Regions from separate parts of the Mus musculus genome. Here all the other regions are linked to region 3. Evidence: chromatin loops called from intact Hi-C (ENCODE). Cell type or tissue: heart. All regions are shown on one strand.

Evidence for each region. Hi-C counts contacts between places; a loop is a spot of excess contacts. Peaks named below come from ENCODE experiments on the same cell type or tissue, not always from the same donor. Only the 100,000 strongest peaks of a DNase experiment are listed, where the experiment ranks them.
Region 1: a loop joins it to region 3, with 2.1 times the contacts of the local background. A loop is called at or near these places in 20 of 42 quality-filtered maps.
Region 2: it touches region 3 in a loop (4-fold over the local background); 15 of 42 quality-filtered maps call a loop at or near these places.
Region 4: it touches region 3 in a loop (2.8-fold over the local background); 2 of 42 quality-filtered maps call a loop at or near these places.
Region 5: it touches region 3 in a loop (5-fold over the local background); 18 of 42 quality-filtered maps call a loop at or near these places.
Region 6: it touches region 3 in a loop (6-fold over the local background); 17 of 42 quality-filtered maps call a loop at or near these places.

What each region holds. Positions count from the first base shown.
Region 1 is chr15:100,467,085-100,471,084 of GRCm38, forward strand. Letmd1 (LETM1 domain containing 1) reads left to right here and starts at 1,927. Exons shown (of 9, transcript NM_134093.3): 1 at 1,927-2,161; 2 at 2,601-2,752. The coding sequence starts at 2,040. 5330439K02Rik (a long non-coding RNA gene) reads right to left here and starts at 1,283. Exons shown (of 3, transcript XR_001781773.2): 1 at 1,217-1,283. In heart, CTCF peaks have their summits at 1,685 (motif pointing right) and 1,888; DNase peaks (open chromatin) are centred at 857 and 1,917; H3K4me3 peaks cover 2,558 bases; H3K27ac peaks cover 1,455 bases.
Region 2 is chr15:100,681,128-100,685,127 of GRCm38, forward strand. It overlaps Cela1 (chymotrypsin-like elastase family, member 1), which reads right to left. Exons shown (of 8, transcript NM_033612.2): 4 at 3,453-3,578; 5 at 1,760-1,896; 6 at 16-161. Among named protein-coding and RNA genes, the nearest start is that of Cela1, 4.8 kb to the right of the region's middle. In heart, a CTCF peak has its summit at 2,149; a DNase peak (open chromatin) is centred at 1,994; H3K27ac peaks cover 287 bases; H3K27me3 peaks cover 422 bases.
Region 3 is chr15:100,610,302-100,614,301 of GRCm38, forward strand. C330013E15Rik (RIKEN cDNA C330013E15 gene) reads right to left here. Exons shown (of 2, transcript NR_045701.1): 2 at 3,839-4,000. Among named protein-coding and RNA genes, the nearest start is that of C330013E15Rik, 2.8 kb to the right of the region's middle. In heart, a CTCF peak has its summit at 2,341 (motif pointing left); a DNase peak (open chromatin) is centred at 3,520; H3K4me3 peaks cover 838 bases; H3K27ac peaks cover 286 bases; H3K27me3 peaks cover 229 bases.
Region 4 is chr15:99,970,890-99,974,889 of GRCm38, forward strand. Larp4 (La ribonucleoprotein domain family, member 4) reads left to right here and starts at 1,891. Exons shown (of 16, transcript NM_001024526.2): 1 at 1,891-2,094. The coding sequence starts at 2,077. It overlaps 2310068J16Rik (RIKEN cDNA 2310068J16 gene), which reads right to left and starts at 2,398. Exons shown (of 1, transcript NR_028124.1): 1 at 1,278-2,398. In heart, no CTCF peak of the experiment used is centred here; DNase peaks (open chromatin) are centred at 1,912 and 2,692; H3K4me3 peaks cover 2,851 bases; H3K27ac peaks cover 2,219 bases.
Region 5 is chr15:100,535,746-100,539,745 of GRCm38, forward strand. All of the region lies in intron 2 of Tfcp2 (transcription factor CP2), which reads right to left. Among named protein-coding and RNA genes, the nearest start is that of Tfcp2, 14 kb to the right of the region's middle. In heart, a CTCF peak has its summit at 2,346; no DNase peak of the experiment used is centred here.
Region 6 is chr15:100,548,147-100,552,146 of GRCm38, forward strand. It overlaps Tfcp2 (transcription factor CP2), which reads right to left and starts at 3,862. Exons shown (of 16, transcript NM_033476.3): 1 at 3,764-3,862; 2 at 3,179-3,335. The coding sequence starts at 3,300. In heart, CTCF peaks have their summits at 1,298 (motif pointing left) and 2,334; a DNase peak (open chromatin) is centred at 3,875; H3K4me3 peaks cover 1,737 bases; H3K27ac peaks cover 1,348 bases.

The sequences.
Region 1 (4,000 bases), 140 kb before region 3:
CTGTTTGTTTTTTTTTTTCCATTTTTTATTAGGTATTTCGCTCATTTACATTTGCAATGCTATACCAAAAGTCCCCCATAGCCACCCACCCCCTCTCCCCTACCCACCCACTCCCCTTTTATGGCCCTGGCGTTCCCCTGTACTGGGGCATATAAAGTTTGCGTGTCCAATGGGCCTCTCTTTCCAGTGATGGCCGACTAGGCCATCTTTTGATGCATATGCAGCTAGAGTCAAGAGCTCCGGTCCTGTTTGTTTTTAAATGTTTATCTTTGTGCATGTATGTGAGCATTCGTGTGTGGTTCGTCCGAGTGGATGTATAATGAATGCCACACGTCAGTCAGAAGACAACCTGAGATGTCTGTCCTGTCTGCCACTTTGGGAAAGGGTCTTTTCTCAGTCTCTTTTCCCTGCAGGGCGTTCCAGACAAGCTGGCCTCCGAGATTCTGGACATTTTCCTATTTCTACCTCTCACCTTCCCCACTGCAGTGCTGGGATTATAAATGTACGCACTGTGGGCTGGACAGAGAGAGACAGACAGAGACTGAGCTTGTGTGCACACACACTCGTTACCTGTATGTCAGTGGAAGGGGAATGGAAGAAGAAATACTCAGCAGCTATGTGAGGAAATGAATCCGTAGAATCCGTATCACATTTTTTCTTTTTGTAGTTTGTGTACATGTTTGCGCATGCCTGGTGTTGGATATGCACATATCTTTTTTTTTTTTTTTTGGACAGGGTCCCCTCTAACCCTGTAACTTGCTAACTTGGCTAGACTGGCTGGCTAGCAAGTGCCAGGGCTCCTCCTGCCTGGGTCTCAGCTCTAAAGAAGCTCCGGGTTCCCCTGCACAGAGGCCAGGACGTGGGTGTGTTGGGGGTGGGGTGGGGAGGCGGTCATAGGCACAGACCACCGTGCCCAGCTTTTGGCGTTAGAGTCAGGGATTGAACTCAGGTCCTTAAGCTTACTCAGCACTTTACCCAGGACGACCTCCCCCCCCCCGCCCCCCCCCCCACACCCTGGACTACACAAAATGCCCTCCCTTTAGTTTGTTCTCCCAGGCAGTGCCTTTCCATTTCTGTTAGAAAACCGTCTGTGACTGCGCTCGTGTCTCCTGGGAGTTCTATTAGCGAGCCGGAGACACCGTAGTTGAGGGACTTAGAAGCTACCTGAGAACCGAGAGAACCCATCTTTTGGTCATTTTCTATCCTACCTACCTACCTCCTCTTGCAGAGAACAGCTTTGCAACTGTTCAAACCACCAGCCCTCCAAACACGGAGATGTTCTACAGACGTGGGAGCTTTTGCAAACATGCAAACATTTCATCCTTCGATCTTCACAGAATTCTGCAACACAGGTACAACCCACATGAAGTTCACCGAAGTGACCTGTCCAAGGTCCCCCACACTAAACCTGACTGCAGACGCATGGCTTCAGCGTGCTTCACGTCCGTTAAAATGCCTATGGACACAAGAGGGCCGTCGACTCTCGCGGACAGCTGGACGCCTAGAAACCCTTCCGAGTTTCAAGTAGTCATTTCTCCAAAAAATATCCACCGCGCACCTACTCCGTGACAAGGGCGCGTGAGGACCAGAAAGCGAGGGTTGGAAAGGGGTTCTACACCTGCCGCCAGATTGATGGAGGGCGGAGCCCTGCCGGCCGCCGCCACTAGAGGGCGCAGCGCCACCCCGCGCCGCCGCCATCGGGGCCACGACCCCGGGCTCCCACAGAGGTCAAGGGCAGCGCCCGCGGCCCCGAGCCCCCAGGGACCGACGAGGGCACTGGGTTCCTCAAGGAGACGCCGTCCTCGGCTCACGATAGCGACCTCAGGCTGGGCCGGCGCTCGCTCCCTCGGGGAGGCTCGCTTCCGGTCCTGCGCGCGGAAGCGTCGCCGCGTCCAATCCGGGTCCCCGCCCGGGCTCGCCCGGGGGGCGCGGGGCGGCTCGCAGCCGCCTGTCGGCGTGGAGGGGCGGCGCGTGCGTGCTGCGGGGCGCACTCTGACCCGGAGACGACCTCTCTCCGCGCTCCCTCCCCTGCTGTGAAGATGGCGCTGTCCAGGGTGTGCTGGGCTCGGGCTGCTCTGTGGGGTTCGACTGTCGCCCCTGGACCCTTTGTCACCCGGAGGCTGCAGCTGGGCCGCTCTGGCCCTGCGTGGCGAGCCCCTCGGTGAGGGCCCTGGAGAAAGAAGAGCATTTTTGATGTAGAAGCCCTTCCAGCGGCTCAGCCTCCGCCTCTCGGGATCCCCTGCCTTGGGCCCTGGGTTTTGCTTTTCCATGCAGGATTCCCACCGAACGCCCGTCCCTGTCCCTCTCCGTACTCCGTGTCCACCCGATTGTCCCCGCACATCCTGAGCTCATCTTTCAGCTTCCCCTTCCCATCTCTCCATGGCTTCAGCTTGCATTCTCCTGGCCCCGCAGGCTTTGCGCACGCTCCACGCTCACACCTTTCTGCATGATCTGCCCCTCTCATACCAACCCTAACCCTGAGCTTGGGTTTTCAGAAGAGTTCTGGCAATCGCTCTCAGAAACCGTATGTTTACCGAGGGGTCCTACGTACCGAATGGCTTCTACTCCTTCGCAGATAGTCTCTTTGGTCTTCGTTGTAGGTCTTCAAAGCTTCACCTTTCTCCGAAGGCGGACGTGAAGAACTTGATTTCTTACGTGGTGACCAAGACAAGAGCGATTAACGGATCGTACCATCGTTTCTTGGGGCGTCATTTCCCCCGCTTCTATGCCTTATACACAACCTTCATGAAAGGTAAACGCTAACATTGAGAAGCCCGAATCTGCTCTTCTGCGTTAGTCACAGTCAGTGAGATTGCAATGTGCCGGGTCCGCTGCTGCGCTGTGAGTTGGGATGTCTTCTCTTCCGTCAGGGTTTGAGCATGAATTCTTACAAATTGTCACTGCCACCTCTTAAATATCCAGATGGATGTTATGGTAGACAAATCCTGACATCACTCGAGAGAGAGCAGAAGATGTAAATATATTCTCATTTCCTTAGAAATTCCTTGTCCTGCTCAGTGCAGACCAGACCCAGGGATTGTTATCATAAGGAAACCAGATTAAATGCTTTGTTTTAAACTCCTTAACACCAGGGCGTCATGGTCGATTAACCCTGAGAGCTCCCCAGCCAGGTAGTAACTCGCTGCTTCGTGGGGCGTGTTTATCACGTGGCCAGCTTAGATAACTTGTAGTGGAAATAGAACTGTAGACACTTGGTTTCTGAATGCTTCCACTCAAAGTGGAGGTCCGCTAGCTATGTTGAGATGATACCTATAATGTCACATGACAGCCCTGGAACCAAAATGCCGGATTCAAATCCCATTTGTGACTTAGACTGTGCACTGGCGCTAGTGACACTTACAGGGTCTTTGGTGTCTCATCTGTAAGGAGGTACTAGAACCTACCTGCTGATTACCTAGTTATGATTATTATTTAGTCATCTAGGAAGAGTGTAGCTCGGGCTGGCCTGGGGCTTTCTGTGTAGTGGAGGATGACCTTGAATTTCTGGTCTCTCTGCCTGCTGGGATGGTAATGCTGAGTGAGCCACCACACCTAATGGTGAAGAGTAGATCAACATATTTAAAAGGCTTAGAACATGGCCTCATTTATTTTAGTATGACAGCTCTATACCAAGTGTCCAATATGTGTTAACTTTTTCTATTGTTGTATTCTATACTTTTATCCACTAATAAAAAAAAATAGAACGTTGCCAACTCTGAATCTTACTCTAATCATTAGCGTCATGGAGTTTATCTAAGAAGTGGAGGTAACAATGGCTGCCTTGTTAGCCACGGGGGTTCTGTGTCTTACAGCCCCACAACCCAGCATCCCAAGGCAGGAGAATCAGGAGGTCTAGGCCAGCCTCAGCTACACAGCAAGGCTGTAACAACAAAAACAACAAACCCCCTCGAAACAAAATACTTAACGACCACCAATCATAGACACATATATGCCTTGTGTTATTTGAAGCCAACCTAGATAACATTTTGGAAGCATTAGA
Region 2 (4,000 bases), 71 kb after region 3:
CCTGCATACACTTACCTGGCATCCAGAGCGGACTCCATCTCCACCAGCGCACACCATGGTATTCTTCACAGAGGAGCCCCAGTAAGAGGAGCTGGAGCAGATGCTATAGGACACGCTGGGCAGGTATGCCTGCTGCAGGGTCTGGGCCAGCTCCCCATTGGCTGAATGGGACATCACATTGGAAGTCAGTGCAGGGAAAACTTCCCAAGATCTCCTGACCTGAATGTGGGTCCAGCTTCTGCCAGCTTGTTGCAGGTCATGGGTCCCCCTCTCTCCTCTGTGGGTGGTAGCCACAGCTTCACTGTTCCCAGGCCCTCAACCCCAGGCCTGCAATTGCTTGTTTTCACCCATAGCATGGTCTCCACAACAATTCTGCCTGCTGTGCTGCTTACAGTAGAAGCCCCACAAAACTGCAGACCAGAAGAGGCATTGTAGCCATCCGGTCCTTCCTCCCTCCCTCCCTCCCTCCCTCCCTCCCTCCCTCCCTCCCTCCCTCCTGCCTCTCTTCCTTTCCTTTTTTTTTTGAGGGATGGGGGCCTCATTATAATGCCAGGCTGGCCTTAAACTCCCAGACTCCCTATTTCAGCACCTCAGGCAGCAGTATCTTATTTCCGTCCCTTCCTCTTCCTCCTCTCTTCCCCCTCTTCTTTTTCTTCCTCCTCTTACCTCCTCCTCCTCCTCCTTGTGCTCCTCCTCCTCCTCCTCCTCTTCCTTCTCCTCTTCTTCTTGAGACAGGGTCTCACTACGTAGCCATAGCTGTCCTGGAACTCACTACATAGGACCAACTGGCCTTAAGATCCCCCTGCTTTGATCCCGAGTGCTGGGGTCAGAGGTCAGCACCACTGCCGGCTTTTTCTGCTTCATAGGCTTTTTCTGCTTCATAAGCGTTTATTTAGTTCAGGGGCTGGAGAGATGGCTCAGCAATTAAGAGCGCTTACTGCTCCTGCAGAGGACCTGAGCTCAGTTCCTAGCAGCCATGTTCTTAACCCTGCAGACCCCGCACTTCACACACACAAAGATGCACACACGTACACATAGTTAAAAACGATAAAAACGAACTTTTTTTGTTTGTTTTTTGTTGTTGTTGTTGTTGTTTTCCTTTGTTTGTTTCTTTCGAGACAGGGTTTCTCTGTATAGCCCTGGCTGTCCTGGAACTCACTTTGTAGACCAGGCTGGCCTTGAACTCAGAAATCCTCCTGCCTCTGCCTCCCAAGTGCTGGGATCAAAGGCGTGCGCCACCACCGCCCGGCAAAACAAACTATTTTTAAGAAGAGCTTGTGAGGGATAATGGAAACTTGATCTGGCTTCTTGGAGTCCTCAAAGCAATGTCTGGTGACATCCCTGCCTCGTGTCTTCTCAGTGACACTTACATTCCCACCTTCCTGTCCTGCTCTGTCCCCAGCCCTACCAGCTCATCCCCTGGAACCATCCCATGGTGATGTGAGGACAGCAGAGACCTCTCCTGTGTCTTGTACCTGCATCTATGGCCACCCAGTGTGTTTACTCTGATTCAGTCTGCAGAGGTGCAGCGACCACCAAAGCAAGGTCAGGGACCTCTGACTCAACTATCTCATGTCCTCCTCCTTTAATGTATCGGAGACTTGATCTTTGGTTCCCTAGGTCATAGGTCTCAGGCTATACTGCCTAGGACCACAGAAGAAGATGCCCTAGACACCTAGCCATTTCACCAAACTTCAGTGGTGGGGGGTGGGGGTGGGGGGTGTTGGGGGTGGGGGTGGGGGGAGTGTGGATGACTTACTTCTGGTTCTTCCCCAGCCTGTGATGTAGCAGGGAGAGTTGTTAGCCAGGATGGTTCCCTCCCGGGGCAGAACACCCAGCTGGACATAGTTATTGAGTGTAACACTCTTGGCCAAGCGCAGCAGGGCGATGTCATAGCTGCAGGAGGAAAGATGGCGGCTCACTCACCTGGTAAGGTCTGCCATTCAGAGGACCCAAGTTCAGTTCCAAGCACCCATATCAGGTGCCTGTAACTCCAGCTCTAGGCAATATGATGATTTATTCACACACACACACACACACACACACACACACACACACAGGAGGCAAACGTGGAAGCAGTTGAGCTGCTGGACATTAGATGTGCAACAGCAGCATCTTCTGGTAGAATGTTGGAATTGCAGGCTGGCTCTGCTTTGGTGAACAGAGCCAAACCCATTTAAAAAAAAAAAAAAAAAAAGCAGAGCTCTGCTAGAGTTCTCAAACAGATAAGATTCTGAGACATCTGTCAGAATTATACCAATTACTTGAATCCATCCCTATGCACTCTAAAGAATAGAACACCTTTTTATTCTTCTGTGGTGGGAGCATTAAACTCAGGGTCTCACACATGTAGGCCAGTGTTAGACTGGGATTACAAACTTGAACCACTAGTTTGTCCACTGGGCACCATTTTTTCCTAGTGCTTGTCACAGGGGACTCTTCCACTGAATTATGTCCCCAGCTCTTGCCTTATTATTTTATTTTATTTATTCAGACAAGGGGTTAGGTATTTTTGAGCCCAGGCTATCTTTTTATTCTAACCATGTAGTTGATAATGACTTTGAACTCCTGATCCTCCTGCTATGTTGAAGGGCCTGGGCTTCTTCTCCAACACCAAAGCCCAATCAAAAACAAACAAAATTTCTTTGTCCAGATGAAGTATAATTCATAAAGTGATTAATGACTGTTTGCTCTCACTAGCCCAGAAAGTTCCAGAATGTTCCGAGTGACGTCAGATGATGGTGTATTCCTAGAATCCCAAAACTTGGGTGGCAGGCTAGTGGCCTCCACTATACTGTGAGTTCTTGTCCAGCTTGAGTTACATAAGAGCCTGTCTCAAAAAACCAAAACTAGGGCTGGAGAGTTGGTTCAGCGGGTAAGAGCACTGACTGCTCTTCCTGAGGTCCTGAGTTCAATTCCCAGCAACCACATGGTGGCTCACAACCATCTGTAATGAGATCTGATGCCCTCTTCTGGTGTGTCTGAAGACTGCAACAGTGTACTCGCGGACACAAAATAAACAAATAAATAAATAATCTTTTTAAAAAATAAATAAAAAACAAAACTAAACCAAATTTCCATCCCCAGAAAAACAGAGACATTAAACAGAGAGAAGCCCTCATGGGGTCCAGTTGAGCAGACACACCCACATGAGACCAACTGGGAAATCTTCCTGTGCTCTCAAGACCTCCCCAGTCCGTGTGCTCCTGGTCCTGGGTGAGAATCCAGCACGTGTTCTTTTGCAGGACACGGGGCTCTCTCCCGGGTGCAACCCACTACTCAACAATCCAGAGTACAAAAGCCATAGATGAAGTTTCAGCCAATCCCTCTGTCCGGTGGAGAGCAAGTGAAGGAGACAGATCCGGTGGCCAGGCAGCCCCACCCCAGCCCTCAGCCAGCTTACACACACACACACCACCCCCCACACACCCCCACCCCCCACCCCCACTTACCCTGCAACCACGTTGTTCTTGTTCCAGTAGGGGTGTGACACAATCTTCTGCACGTTCACATACTGCTCGGTGCCGTCATTCTGGCTCAGGTTGTGCTCTCCGACAACCACTCGATAAGTCATGGGGCTGGAGAGAGAGGGAAGCTTGAGGGACCTCCTTTCCCACTGAGAGGAAAGTGTGAGAACGGACTAGCAGTTTAACCCTGGGGTGGGAACTGAGATTCTCAAGCCTAGACAGAGAACAAAACGGGGTTGAAGGTGAGGCAGGACAAGCGCTCTCATTCCCTGAAGTTAGCAGCCGAGGCGGCAGTAAATAGACAGTCAGCTGGACATTTTCAGTTTATTAAGCTAACCAGAGGTAACTTACAGGTTGCACATGTGCGTGCACATGCGCCCGCACAACTTGCGCTTTCTCTATACTGTCCCCGCAAATGTCAACCAGACACAAACAGGCTCAGCCGTGGCCCACTGCCCTGGGAAGCTCAAGCTATGTATTCTTCCAGAAGGCTTAGTCGCTTCCTCCCGTGGGCTCAGGAACCCGGCTGTTTT
Region 3 (4,000 bases):
TCAGAATCAATCTACTCCAGGGTGCATTAAAAGAGTTCATTAGTATCATCTTTGGCTTCTTCCCTCTTCATCTCAAGATTATTATTGCTGCCCCCCCCCACTACCTCCCAGACAGGATCACACTATGTGGCCCTGACTGTTCTCTAGATAACACTCTGTGAGTCTGGCCCCAAACTCAGACATCTTCCTGCCTCTGCCTTCACTCCTTCCTAGGTTCTACAGAAACACCCAGCAAGTGCCACACCCAGAACTGCTCTGACAAAGGGCCTCTGCCCTGAAGTGCCTGAAGTGATTAAGGAGATCAGAAACGTGAAAACAAGTCAGAAAACAGCAGACTGTGAAGGAGGAAGGGAGACAGACAGACAGACCGAGGGGTGGGGCAGGGGTTGGGGGAGAGAGAGGTGAAGACATACTGATTTTCATTTTGCTTCCACAGGGTCCGCCTTCCAAGTGCTGGGATTAGTAGAGATGTGCCTATTATACCACTATCGATTTCTTCCCCTCTGATCCCTCCATTATCCACCCCCTTAATTTTCTTTCAATTTCATATGCTCTTTTTTTACCCCATTATTTTCTTAACTTTCCTTATTATCTGTGCATTTGTCTGCATGTACGTATGTGCACCATGTGCACACCCTGTGCCCTGTGGTCCGGAAGAAGGTGTCAGATCCCTACAGTTCCTGACTGTTGTAAGTTGCCATGTGGATGCTGGGAACCAGGCCCAGCCCTCTGTGAGCATGGCAAGCATTCTTAACCACGAGCCATCTTTCTAACCCTCATCTATATTACTTCTTCAAAAGTTTCAGTTATACTGGCAAGGTGGCTTGGCAGGCAAAGGCAACCTGCATGCCTTGTAAGCCCAGAGACCAGAGTTCTTTATGTAGAGCTAGAAGGAGAGAACTGTCTCCACAGAGCTGTCCTCTGGTCTTTTATACATGTGCCATGCATGACACAAGTGCCCACATGTACACACCACACACACATGTACACAATAATTAGTAATGCTACCTTGAGATGTAATAGATATATAACAAGCTGTACATGTTTATAATATACAATTGGACCTTTTTCACTCTTTGGAGAGGGTCTCACTATGTAACCGAGGGTGGTCTTGAACTCATGATTCTCCTGAGACAGTCTCTTCGGTGCTGGGTTTGCAGGTGTGCACCAGCATGTCCATTTTGTTGGTTTGTTTGAGACATGATCTCTCTACAATAGTTTGCCTGTCCTGGATCTCGCTCAATGTAGACCAGGCTGGCCTCAAACTTACCTCTATTAAGACAATCAATCCCCCAAAGAAAGACATACCCCAGCCCAACCTAAATCTAGAAAAATCCTTATTGAGACTCATTCCCAAGGGGTTCTGTATTGTCAAGCTGACAATGAAAACCAACCATCACAAAGCCAAATGTGAAATGGTACGTTGTAGCTCAGTTCAACAGACAAGATAATCACATTCAATAAAAACGTCTGGGCATCATTTATGTGCAGTGACCACAAGACCAGAGAGGCCATTGGATCCCCTGGAACTGGAGTTACAGATGGTTGTGAGGTGCCACGTAGGAGCTGGGAATTAAACCTGGGTCCTCTGAAAGGGCATCCAGTGCTCTTAATCACTCAACCATCTCTCCAGTCCTAAGAAAAGTAAGTGCTGGAATACAGTTCCCTACTCAAATGGCCAGTCTTAAAAAAAAACAAAACAAAACAAAACAAAAAGACAAAACAAAACAACCAACTCACTCTGCACAGGAACCACTTACGACAGAGATGAAGGTCTTTAAATCCTGACAAATGGCCCATGAGACTTAGCAACTCACTGTTGACCGTTACAGGAGAAAGTGGTTTCCTCTCAGTCACATGATCCCGCGTCATGTTCACCCTCCGCCTGTCTTGTCCTGTATTTCAATAAATTCTTTGTCTTTTCCTGCCCTGGGTAAGGGTTTTTTTGTTTTGTTTTGTTTTGTTTTTTCTTCAAAATTCGCGCTGTCAGCTTCCAGATGCAAGTTTTCTAAATCTCCTTCTAAACTCCTTTCCTTTCTCTTCTGCCCTCACAGCTGGCCATTAATTCACATTTAGGTCACTCTACATTAGATTTTAATTTCTATGTTTTATGAAATGGAATCCTTTCTGCCGTGTGTATTATTCTTTTGGAAGTAGAGTCTTATGTTGTTTGGACTGGTCTTTAACTCCTGAGACCAAGGTTCTCCTGCTTCAGCCTTCCAAGTTCCTACAGCTATATTCTTATATATATCAGGAGGCTGTTATTGAACCTGGAACCACCTGCATCTAAGGGCCGCCTGTGTCTGCCTCCCTAGCTGCTGCCCTCTGCTGGGTGCTGGGTGCTGGGTGCCCAGGCTCAGGTTCTTATTGGTTGTAGAGCCAATGTTTTACCAGTGAGCCATCTCCCCAATCTCTTCCTTAAAGCTTATTTTTAAATTTAAATTTATTATTTATTTTTTTTAAAGATTTATTTATTTATTTATTTATTATATGTAAGTACACTGTAGCTGTCTTCAGACACTCCAGAAGAGGGCATCAGATCTTGTTACAGATGGTTGTGAGCCACCATGTGGTTGCTGGGATTTAAACTCAGGACCTTTGGAAGAGCAGTCAGTGCCCTTAACCTGTGAGCCATCTCTCCAGCCCCTATTAACTTATTTTTAAATTTAAATTTAGTATTGCTAATTTATGTCTGTGTGTGTAGGCACTTGTGGAGGACAGAGGGCAACTTTCAGAAGTTGGTTTCTCCTTCCACTATGGGTTCTGGGGACTGTCCTCAGGTGATCTGGCTTTCATGGTTTGTATTTTACCTGCTGAGGTACAGCAGCACCCACAAACACAGGTGCATACACAAACACGAATACTCAAAATGTAATTATAAAATGTTTTATGTTTTGTTTTTTTCTTTAAAAAAGACCCACATGACCATGTGACTTTTCTACTTAAAACTCTTCAGTGGCAAGTCAGGGTCCTCCGGACAGAAGGCGTGTTTCCACCCAGGCTCTGCCCTGGGCTCAGCACTGCCTGGCTCCTGCTTCCTCTTCAGCTTCATCTCCCACCAGTCCTGCCTTCTGTGATCTGGCCGCACTCTCTGAGCGCTATGGTATGAGTGATGTCTTCCTTTTCGCCGGGGATCTTCTTCACTTGTTTAGTGGCTATGCACTCCTCAAATTTCGTCTCAGGCATCATTTCCCCCGGGAAACCGTCCCTTAAGGAGAAGATAGTAGGCCCTCATCTATGTGCGCTTCCTGGCATCGCAGGTGTACTCGTTGTCTCTAAAGGCCGCACTACGATTACAGTGGCTTTTCTAGGCTGTTAGTTTCAAAATGGTGGAAGACTCTGCCCGCCTCGTCGCAGTTGTTTCTCTAGCACCTAAGATGGGGCCTGACACAGTGGGCATTCATTAAGTAGTTGCTACATTCCTGTAAGAAAGCGTGTTTGCTAAGTGAACAAACACCGATGCGCCCTGCTGTCCGGGACTGGAGCCAGCTGCTACTTAGCTCCACCTGGTGGAAACAGCAGCGGCCTGCAGCTCCCCATTTCCCGCGGGGTGCTCCTGCATCCCCAGGCCTTGGGTTCAGGATATTAAGCAAAGTATCAGGCACCTAGCATAGGAGCGATCGACCAAGCCGAGAGCAGCTATCACGTTCAGGAGTCAGCCCTAGGAGGGCCTGGATATTGAATTAACCTTTTCTTCATAAGACAGTGGTCCTTGGAATGGTTACCCCATAGCAGCATCTGACTTTTTAAATTTATGTTGTTGCTACTATTGTTTTTATTTCATATGTCTATGGATACTTTGCTTTAGTCAAGGAAATGTAAATACCACAGTCTTTATGATACTGATTTAATCCAAATCAAATTAATATAAATACTTAATGGGAACTTAAAAAATACCCAAGAGAGTTCCCTAACATCCTTTAGTTAGCGCAGCCTAGTTAGGGGATGCTCTGTGTGCTGACAGGAAACCAAAATGGAAATACTGACCCGGAACCTGGGA
Region 4 (4,000 bases), 640 kb before region 3:
CATTGTTTGGGATTAGAGATGTGTGCTAAGGGCTGAGCTACACCATAGCTAGAAATAGGTTTTTTCCAGGATATGACAGTCTCAGGGTTCACAGTGTGATCAAACATTCTGCAACTAAGTTTAATGATTGAGATTAAAAAAATAATAGTAATGGCTGGTCGTGGTGGCGCATGCCTTTAACCCCAGCACTTGGGAAGCAGAGGCAATGTAAGAAAGTGAGTCTCTTGTGAGGCAAAGGAAAGGGGGTTATATGGGTTAAGAAAAAGAAAGTTGGGGCTGGGTGTAGTGGTGCATACCTTAATCCCATCACTGAGCAGGTACAGGCAGGAGGATCTCTGAGCTTGAGGTCAACCTGGTCTACAAAGTGAGTTCCTGGACAGCCAGGAATACACAGAAAGATGTTGTCATGGGGAGGTAGACTTGTGGGGAGGGGAAGGGAGAAAGTAAGCAAAAGAAACAGAAAGGAAAGAATTGAAAGGTTAGGCCTGCAGAGATGGTCTAACCTTTTTTGTTAAGAGCACTGGTTGCTTTTGTTGAGGACTCAGGTTCAGTTCCCAGGCATGCAGGAGGGAGCATATACATGCCTGCAGGCAAAGAGCCATATGTATAGAATGAAAATAAATTTTTAAGAAAGATAAAGAGGGCTGGGCATGGTGGCACACACCTTTAATCTCAGCACTCGGTGGGGGTGGGGGTGGGGGTGCACAGGCAGGCGGATTTCTGAGTTCTAGGCCAGCCAGGTCCACAAAGTGAGTTCTAGGACAGCCAAGATCTACACAGAGAAACCCTGTCTCAAAGTGGGGAAAAAAAAAAAAAAAAAAAACAAGAAAACAAGCAAGAGTTGATGAAATGAAAACATCACTTTAAGGTGTTGTTCCAGCATTCAGGTGGCAGATAGGTAGATCTCTGTGAGTTCAAGCCAGCCTGGTCTACAAAGTGAGTTCCGGGAACAACCTAGTCTACACAGAAACCCTGTCTCAAAAAAACGGAAACACACACACACACAAATATATATATGTAAATTTTTTATTTTTTTGTTTTTTTTGAGACAGAGTTTCTCTGTGTAGCCCTGGCTGTCCTGGAACTCCCTCTGTAGACCATGCTGGCCTTGAATTCAGAAATCCGCTTGCCTCTGCCTCCCAAGTACTGGGATTAAAGGCGTGTGCCACCACGCCCGGCTCATGTTTTTTTAAATTAAAAAAAAAAAAAGTGTTTGAAACTGGAGCAATAGAGACTGGTAGAGGAAGAATAACTCTAGTAAAAATAATTAAATATTTGTATACTATTTTATTTGACTATGAAAACATAATAAAGAAGAGATCTAGGCTAATTATTTTTAGTAGAGCATTAAGCATCACAGCGGAGCATCATTATGTTAATGAGACCTGATTCCGAGGGGCTTGGGCTAAAGTTTTATCAAAGTTGTAGCGAAAGGAATCTGACTGTTCCAGCACTCCTCCAACAATACATTCATAGGGTCTTAAGATTAACTTATGCAAAATGCTTAGTAAAGTACAAGCACTGAGTAGCTGAAGAGTATCTTAGCTCCCTCTTCAGCTTTTTTTTTTTTTTTTCTAATGAGGGGCGGGAGGAGCCAGTACGTCATCAGCAGGGGCGGGTGCACTCGGTCGCTTTTTAATCGGACCTAGGTTTTTAACCACGAATCTGCGCAAGGGTTAGCAGTGCGGTGTCAGCTTTTTGGTAGAAAGTACAAATGCTTTAGTGAGCGTTTTGCACAGCCCGGCGCGGCCTCCCGGGCGTCGACCCACACGCGACACGTACCACACACTTTCGCCTTCGCCGCCACAGACGAGCCTGCCGGAGCGAAGCACGCACAGGGGCGGGCAGGCCCTCCGCCCCCGGAAGCAGTTTTCCTCCAGAACCGGAAACAGTTGTTGCTTCCCGGGAGGAGGGACTGGGCGGGTCAGGGCGCAGCGGCTGACGGCGGGGGAGGAGCCGGGTCCACTGCCGGGTGGAGGGGCAAGGCGAGTGTCCTTATCCTACCGACCGGGGCCCGGGCCTGGGAGCCAGTTGGAGTCGCGGCAGCGTGAACGATCGGGCCGAGCGGAAGCAGACATGTTGCTCTTCGTTGAGGTGAGTGGCTCGGGTCGCCCGGTCGGGCTCTGAGAAGAGCCGGAGTGTTCGGGGCGCGGGCCGGTCCCACCGCCATGTGACTTTCCAGGCCGTCCACGCCGCGGAGCCCGACGAGAGGCTGACACAGCACCTGGGCCGTGCAGGCCGTGCAGCCCCGCTGTGCCCTCCGCAGGCCCGAGGAGCCTGTGTGGGTCGAGGCCCCCGGCGGCAGGGAAAGGGAAGGCGGCGCGTCGGGGGCTGGGCTGAGGTGGCGTGAGGAGCCGAGGGAGCCGAGGGTGTCCCATATGGAGCTCCTGAAGGAGGCGAGCGGGCGGGCGGGCGGCGGGGGCGGAGCCTGCGGAGAAAGGGCGATCAGGTGGGCGCGCTGGGGGTGAGCGAGGCCTCGCGGGGCCGCCTGGGACGGAGCGAGCAACATGTGGGAGCGCGGGAGAAGGGGAACTGCGGGCGCGGTGGGGTTTTGTCTCGCTAACTGGGGAGGGGCGTGTTGTTGTTGTTTTTTTTTTTTTTTAAGAGAGTAGAAAGCTCGCCCGCTCCCCCCACCTCCGGACCCCCCAAGCTGCACCAAAATTTTGTTGGGTTGCGTCCGCCGGCTCTGGAACGTTCGAGGGGGGTGCGGGGGGAGAAAGCGAGCTGGTGCGAACGGCGAAGCCCCACAGGGGTCGGAAGCCTTGAAAGGCACCGCTCTGACCTTTTGTAAAAGTTACTCGGGCTGCGGCTGCGTGGTGCGGGTTGATTCCGCGAACCTGTTCGGGGCCAGTTACAAGGAAAATTGCAAAGGAGGAGAGAAACTTAGGTGAAGCCGGGGTTTTGTGGTGGTGTTGGATCGGTGGAAATACCGTTTCTATTGGACCGTCTACCGTCCGCCTGTTTGAGATTTCAAGGTAGTGATTACCTGTCTTAGACAAATAATGAAGTTTAATTTCTCTCGTTTCTGCCCGGTTGTGTTGAGTGAGCATCAGCTGACTGCCTGGCAAATGCTTTGAGTAGATTCCAGATCATATTGTTCTTACATTGTGAAAACGTCAATCCAGCAAAGCTGCAACTTTGCAACTTGGCATTTGTTAACTATGCCCATAAAAAGAATCTTTTCATGAGAGACGGAATCACAGGTTGTATAATGGACTTGGAAGATGGGGCTAACTTAGGGGCAAAGAGTGTTCAGAGTGGTGGTGGGAGAATCTTAGGGTAGTCTGGCATAAAGTAAATAAGCAATTCTTATTTTTCATTGTGTATATTCGTTGTACTTGGTATTGTGTTACATAAGGACATTTTCACACAAACACGTGTATTGTATATTAAGCAAATAACTGCTTATATCTTCTATACTCATTTTCCCTCATTACTGATCTACCTTTCAGTTGATAAGTTTGGGATCCTAAAAATTAGGCGTTAAAGACGCTTAATTAATGTATGCTGAAGGTCAGTAGTATGTATTCATTTGGATATTTGAAACAGTCCACTAAAAATTTCGAACAGTGGACTCAATCTTTCTGTTTATTTTGTTGTTATTAATTTAAGTTCACCTTGGTTTTGAAAAGGACAAGAAATCAGGTTTTATTGTAAGCAGGGCTTAGTTTCCTTTTTAGGAATTACCATGCCGTGCAAATATTGTTCACCCCACCCCCGGAGACAGGGTTTTTTCTTTGTAGCCCTGGCTTACCTGGCACTCCTCTTTAGACCAGACTGGCCTCAAACCCAGAGATCTGACTGCCTCTGCTTCCTGAGCCCTGGGATAAAAGGCATATTTCCAAGTTTAGACATAGTATATGCCTTTACCTCCCAGAGTGCACCTCTACTCCTGGCTCTGCTAATGAATTATTATTGTATTTTCCACCAAACTACTATGTAAATTTAGTTAATATGCTCATTAGTCACTCAGTTCATCATTTTCTCATATGTAGTTTAT
Region 5 (4,000 bases), 75 kb before region 3:
AAAAGGATAAACTGGAGATGTAGACTAATTGGTACAGTGCTTGCCTAGCATACATAAGACGCAGCACATGATCTGCATGCATCCCAGCATAAACCAGGTCTAGCAGATCGGTCCTTTAATCCTACACTTGGGAGGTAAAGGCAGGAGGATCAGACCCAGTGATATGGCTCAGTAGATGAAACACGCCACACAAATAGACAAATGGATGATCCTCAGCAACACAGTAAGCTCATGGCCACACTGGGATACAAGAAACCCTATCGTGAAAAACATGGCTATGAGTCCAGAGTGTGAGAGAAGCGCGAGAGGGACAATGGGCAGCACACTACGGAGACTACTGACCAGAGGCTGCTGCACGCATGCTCTGTGGACATACACAGCAGCACAGGAGAGACGGTATACCACACAACATGGAAGCTTCTGCATGCTCTGCAGATGTACACACTGCCCTCTTCATCTGAGGCAATGATTGGTCTCTAATTCTTAACTATGCTTTAACCTTTTCCCTTCAGGCCTACCAGCTTTGAAGATGCTCTCTCCTAGAAAGAGCCTAGAGAACCAAGAGGGACAGGTGTGACGACATCTGGAACAAGGCTAACAACAGCCAGCCCTCGAGGAAGTCAGAACTAACACGGACAATAAGTTGCATGAACTTCCACCTGCCTCGCTCAGCTGCCAATTTCTCAAGAAGGGAATTCCACAGGTACACATTACTGAGACAGAGAAAACGGAGGGTGGTTAAAAATCACATAGAGTACTCACCAGCTACAAGTATAAAAAAGGAAGCTTTTCTTAAAGCAACGGTACTGAAAAAGTATGCAGAATATATATTTATATACATACACACTCATACCCACACATGCACACACATACCACACTCATACATGCATGCACATACATACCAGATACCACATATACCCAATATAGACACCACACACACACATTTGCACATACACACCAGATACCACACCTACCATATACACACCACACTCAAACATGCATGTATGTACACACCACACATACTATCACATGCATGCACACATACCACATGCACACTGACAGACCACACATACTCACACACACATACACACACACACACATCTCAGAACAAGCTGAAGCTGAAACCCACAATGTTCGGAGACCTATGGTACAGACTCACTCTTTGATATAATTACTACTAATTAATATGAAGCAGATAAGACCTCTCCATTCCTGTTTTTCTTCTATGTTTTCTGTCAAGAAAGATAATTTTTATAGACGAAAAACCATCAATAGGCAAAATAAATGAGTAAAAAAATAAAGATACCTGCCACAATGTTCAAACACTTTAAAACTATTTCTTTTCTTTTTAAAGATTTATTTATTATATGTAAGTACACTGTAGCTGTCTTTAGACGCACCAGAAGAGGGCATCAGATCTTGTTACAGATGGTTGTGAGCCGCCATGTGGTTGCTAGGATTTGAACTCAGGACCTTCAGAAGAGCAGTCGGTGCTCTTACCTGCTGAGCCATCTCACCAGCCCTAAAACTATTTCTTTAGAGAAGGAAAAATATATTTTATTGGCAACATGGTTATAGCATTAACTTGTTCTTTTAAAAGACAGCTAGGCGTGGCTCACACTATAGCCCCACTCAGCAGATGCAGCAAGGCCAGCTCAAAGCCAGCCTTTGGAAGCTAAGTTGGAAGCTAGCTAAGGCAACCTAAGACCTTGTCTCAAAAAAACTTAACACCAAAATGAAACAAAAGATAATATAGGCGAGACATTGAGGCTTGGGTATTAATCTAGTATTCAGGGGAGACTCGGGATAGGTCACAGATTAAGGGCAGCCTGAATTACATAGGGAAACGATGTCTTTTTTCTTTTGTTTGTTTGTTTGTTTGTCTGTTTGTTTTCAAGACAGAGTTGCTCTGTGTAGCCCTGGCTGTCTTGGAACTCATTCTGTAGACCAGGCTGGCCTCGAACTCAGAAATCCACCTGCCTCTGCCTCCCAAGTATGGGATTAAAGACGTGCGCCACTACTGCCAGTCTGGGAAACCTTGTTTTACAAAATCAAACACATCAATATTTAATAAGTAACATAAGCTGAATTGTTATATTATATTATGAGATGGTTATGTGTTTTAATATCTTAAACTTTTAAAAATATACCGTGTTTTCTCTCTCTCTCTCTCTCTCTCTCTCTCTCTGGGTGCGTGCGTGCGTGCGTATACCTTAGTATCTTCCATTGTATTCATTCACCATCACTATTAGGTTTTGTTGGGAGCAAAGTACTTTGTAGAAGCTTACCTGCTATCTTAATAACAAAATACTCCTAAAACATAGTGGTTTAAGAAATAATTTACAGCTAGGTGGCGGTAGTGCGTTTCTTTAATCCCAGCACCAAGTGGATCTCTAAGTTCAAGGCAGCCTGGTATACAGAGGGAGTTCCAGTCCAGCCAAGGCTACATAGAGAAACCCTGTCTCAATTCCCACCCCACACCCATAAGAAAAAAAAAAAATCAAAAAGAACACAGATAAATGGCTTAATGATGCAATTCAAAAAGCTAGAAGAATAAGAACAAATACAAGCCCAGCTGATGGCAAGAAATAATCAAATAAAAAACAAAACAAGTGCCGGGCGTGGTGGCGCACGTCTTTAGTCCCAGCACTCGGGAGGCAGAGGCAGGCAGATTTCTCAGTTCAAGGCCAGCCTGGTCTACAAAGTGAGTTCTAGGACAGCCAGGGCTACACAGAGAAACCTTGTCTCGAAAAACCAAAAGCAAAAAAAAAAAAAAAAAAAAAAAAAAAAACAAAAACAAAGCAGAAACAAAGAAAACAGTCCAAAGAATCAATAAATCTTAGAGCTATTTTCTTTGGGAAGATAAATTCTACAGATCCTTGGCACAATTAATGAAAAGAAATAGATGACTTAAATTAACAGTCAGAAAAGAACAGGGAAACACTACAATAGACATCATAGAAATTTAGAATACTGCACATGAGTGTTTGCACTCAGTCTGCACAGAGTCGCCCACACGTTTAATCCCAGCACCCAGGAGGCAGAGGCAGGCAGCTCTCTGAGTTTGAAGCCAGCCTGGTCTATACAGTGAGTTCTAGGACAGCCAAGGCTATTACATAGAGAAACCCTGTCTCAAAAAAAACTAAACAAGCAAACAAACAAATAAAGCTTGTAGTCTAATTAAGCAGTACAATGTAAAAGAAATGGATTTCTAGACTGAAAATTACCAAAAGGAAAACAAGAAGTCAACAACCTAAACATCAAATAAGGGGACTGAAATAGTAATAAAAAACCTTCCAGCTAAAAAGTAAAGGCATTCGGGACCAGATTCACAACAAGAAGACTAGCTGTAGCTATTTAAACTATTAAGAATAAGGAAAGAAACAGGAGCATTCCCAGACTCCTGCTGTATCAATCTAATACCTACACCAGGGGCAGACACAGCAACAACAGCAAAGAAAACTACAGGCCAATATCCCAGATGAACAAAGACTCAAAAATACACAATAAAATACTTTCAAACAATATAGCAAACATTAAAAAAAAAATTATACACCATGATCAAGATGGCTTTATCTCTGAATTCAGGGATGGTTCAACATATACACATCAATGCAATAAACTACATTAATGGCCTAAAGACAAAAACAAACAAACAAACAAACAAAACAAAAAAACCACACGATTATCTCAATAGAAGCTGAAAAAGCCTTTTATAAATCCAGCATACCTTGATGATAAAAGTCCTAGAAATGTAGGGCTAGAGGGGCCATGCCGCAACACAATAAAAGCAATGTACGAGAAACCCGCAGCCAACCACATCCTCAATCAGCGGCTCCCAGCCTTCCTAACGCTGCTCCTCAGCAGTGCTGAGCCCTAGCCGCAAGCTTATTGTGATGCTACTTCACACTGTAATGTTGCTACTGTTGTAAGTCGTAACGTAAGTATCTGATATGGGGGTTGTGACACACAGGTTGAGAACTGCTGTTGCCCATGGAAG
Region 6 (4,000 bases), 62 kb before region 3:
AAACCAGTAAAGAACATCCCTCCATGGCCTCTGCATCAGCTCCTGCTTTCTGACTTGCTTGAGTTCCAGTCCTGACCTCCTTTGGTGATGAACAGCAGTATGGAAATGTAAGCCGAATAAACCCTTTCCTCCCCAACTTGCTTCTTCGTCATGATGTTTGTGCAGGAATAGAAACCCTACGACAGGTACCTTTGGTAAAGAAGATTCAAGAGAAAACATGTTTAGATGAGAAAGGACATCTCATGTGTGCATATGTGCGAAGGCAGAGGGGTGTGTCCTGCTCTACCACTGTCTTATCCTTTGAGACAGGATCTTCTCGCTGAACCATTTCTCCAGATAGGCATGCTAGGCCATGAAGCATGGGGATCCTAGGGTGAAAAGTGCACAGGGCAGCTATTGTGGAGTAAGGCGTACACGGGGCAGCTACTGTGGAGTAAGGCGTACACGGGGCAGCTATTCCTGGCTTTTTCATGGGGTTGCTGGGATTCAAACTGAGATGTTCTTGTGTGGTATGTGCTTATAAGGCAGGTCCACTGGGAATCTTCCCAGACCTAAAAAGGGATTTTATTTATTTAGGGTTTTTTTGTTTGTTTGTTTATTTTGAGACAGTTTCTATGTGTAGCCCTGGCTGTCCTGCAACTCACTCTGTAGACCAGGCTGGCCTCGAACTTAGAGAGACAAACCTGCCTTTGCCTCCTGAGTGCTAGGATTAAAGACACGTGTCACCATCACTGGCAAAAAGATTTTAGATCATAATTTGGTCCTCAGGATTTTTCAAAATAGAAAAAATAGAAGTCAGGACACAATCAAGCTTAAGCACATCACAAAAAGTCTATTTAACTTTTTTTTTTATAAAAGACTATATAAAAGATAAACTGTAAAGATTTTGTGTGTGTGTGTGTATGTGTGTGTTTGCGCGCGCGCATGCATGTATGCTATATTGGCTGTATTGCTATGTGGTCTGATGTCCCAAGTAACAACACCCTCTATTCCAGATTTCAAACAAATTGTCTCCAAGCTTGAGCTTCCTCATGCTCTCCTTAAGTTGGATAGGTTGAGACTTTTGCTCCCTGCATACGTAGGGTCTGCATCACTATCCAACACCAAAGTAGTTCTAGAAAACAGGTTTTTAGCCTTAAGAGTCTCAAGGGGGGAGGGGGGGCTGGCGAGATGGCTCAGTGGTTGAGAGCGCCCACTGCTCTTCCAAAGGTCCCGAGTTCAAATCCCAGCAACCACATGGTGGCTCATAACCATCCGTAACGAAATCTGATGCCCTCTTCTGGAGTATCTGAGAACAGCTACAGTGTACTTATTTATAATAAATAAATAATCTTAAAAATAATTTTAAAAAAGTCTCAAAGGGGAAATTACAACAGGAGAGAAAGACAATAAAACTTATAGGAAAATGGGAAGGAAAAAGGAGTGTGGCTAAAGAATCAATTAGTTGATGATTCAAGGTCCTTGCCACCAAGACTGTGAGAGTCTGAGTTCCATCCTAGAATCCACACAGTGGAAGGACAAAAATCAATTCCTGAACGCTGCCCCTTGACCTCCACAAATGCCATGGGGCGCAGGTGTGCACACACACACACACACACACACACATAAATGGAAGGGGAAAATTCCAACACAAGTAACTATATTTTATCTGAAGACTATCAACAAAGAAATAAAATTCCTTTATCTAGAGAAGAAAGCTAAAATGGCAATGATCCACGTTAGAACCCAAGCCCATGTCACCTTCAAACATAGTCGTCCCACTTTCTCAGGTATTTTCTGCCAATCGCCAAAACAAGGCTAAATTTTTGTTGACAGTTAAAAAACATTTTAATTTCTGAAACTTTTGGGACCTAAGAGGAATCCCATGCATGATCCAAGGCCTGTTATAAGGTTTCTTAAAAATTCTGTCAAGTACAACTTCAGGCGCCTTCAAAAACACTAAATATAGTTACTGTAAAGACAGCGATGATCCCTTTGAGAAGCCTGAACCCCACTCCCTGGTGTGCCTTTCTTTCCTGCGCACACCTCATTTTGCCTTAGACCCCATGGTTGTTGAAGACCTTTAAATAAACTCCAACTCTGCTTCACAGTAACTTATCCTGAATTCTTTCTCTGTGGCACAGTCAAAAATCCAGCTTTAGGCTGGGCTGTGGTGATTCACACCTTTGATCTCAGCGCTTGGGAGGCGGAGGCAGGCAGATCTCTGAGTTCCAGGCCAACCTGGGCTACATAGAGAAACCCTGTCTCAAAAAAATAAATAAATAATAAAAAAAATTCCAGCTTTCCCTAAGCTGTGATTCCTGAGAGGAAGAAAACTCCCAGCAGTGGGGGGCAGTGTTTCCCACCCATCTTCCCTAACAAAAGGATATTTCTGCCTGATGCATAGGTGCTTAGGAACATCAAAAAGTTATCGGTGCCATTTTTTACTATGTAGCCAAACATGGTCTTGAGCTCCTAATCCCCCTCTTGCTGAGTGCTGGGTGCTGGTATTTCAGTTGTGCACTAGTACTCTCGTCTTTCTTTTGTCTTTTTGTTGTTGTTGTTGGGGTTTTTTTTGTTGTTGTTGTTTTTTCAAGACAGGGTTTCTCTGTGTAGTCCTGGCTGTCCTGGAACTCACTCTGTAGACCAGGCTGGCCTCGAACTCAGAAATCCGCCTGCCTCTGCCTCCCGAGTGCTGGGATCAAAGGCGTGCGCCTCTTTGTCACTTTTTAGACATTCTCAGCTCAAGTTTCCAAAGACAGGAACCCTGGAAGAAAACCTTAAAACAAGTCTGTTGTAAGAGACAGCTGTCTGTGGACTTCTTGTCCAAGGTATCCCATCTCTTCCCAACAAGTCGTCAACCTTGAACCTCAGTTCCCAGCTGCCGGACTTCTTTAGATATCCCTCAACTGCCCCTTCTTCACGTGAATCCAGACATACCCAAGCATACAGTCAGTGTCCAAGTCTCCTACACCATCTGGATGCAAGGGCCCTACAGAGTTGACTCTAGAGTCTTTCCTGTCCTCCCATACCACTACTACTCAAACCAGAGGATGGGGGAGGTAGGGAGGTGTAAGGGGGGGGGTAATCTGCCCACCAAGCTGCAGGCTGTTCTCTTAAACTGTACAGCCGCCCTCCCACCTTTCAAGATCCTGCCTTTGTTATTAAGAAGGTAAGGTCTGGGAGGCATCTCACTCACCTCATACTATAAGCACCAGCACCCAGTTCCTGGCCAATGCCGGACAGGCTAGCATCAAAGTCCTGCACAAGCCCCGACTCGATCACTTCGTCGGCTAGCGGCAGCTTCAGAGCCCAGGCCATCCCGGCTCCTTCCTTGCCCCAACAGGCGCCGGCTCCTGTACAAAGGCGCGGAGCGTAACTCTACCCGGCAGACAGCACAGTGGAAGTCAGCTACAAACCCAGCTCCTCGCGCAGCGCCCCAAGCCTGACCTACGGGCTGCACCCTGGCTACTCCTCGGGAGCCCCGGTGACAGGAATCCCTCCCGTTCGGCTCTCGGGATCGTGAGGCACCAGGTCCCGCCGGAGCTCAGCCGGACTCGGGCTCTCTGAAGCCCACCGGTCGGTCGCTCGGCGTCCTCCGCTCAGCCTCAAAGCGGAGACGCGCAGGACACCGGGCGCTCCGAGCGTCCCCTCCGCCCCCCTAGGTGGAAAGCTCCTCCCTCCGGGCATCCGCACTTTCCCTCAGGCCTCGCTTCCGGTCAACCAGATAACTTCCGGTCACCGATTCTTCTCCCCGCCCCCCCACTCCGCTCTCAGCACAAACCCAGGGTTCCTCCGAGCCGTCCCCACACCCTCCTTAGCCACCACGACCGCCTGGAAGCGTGGACAGCGAAAGTTCGGCGCAGACTCGAAGCGCAAACCCGCCCCCAGCGCCAACCAATCAGGACGTCCGCTACGGCCATGGCGCAACGTCACCATCCATCTACCAATGAAGAAGAGACTGGTTCTGTCTTCGCAGCGGTGATAGGCTATCGACGCGAAGGCTTCCGCCCCCGGAGTA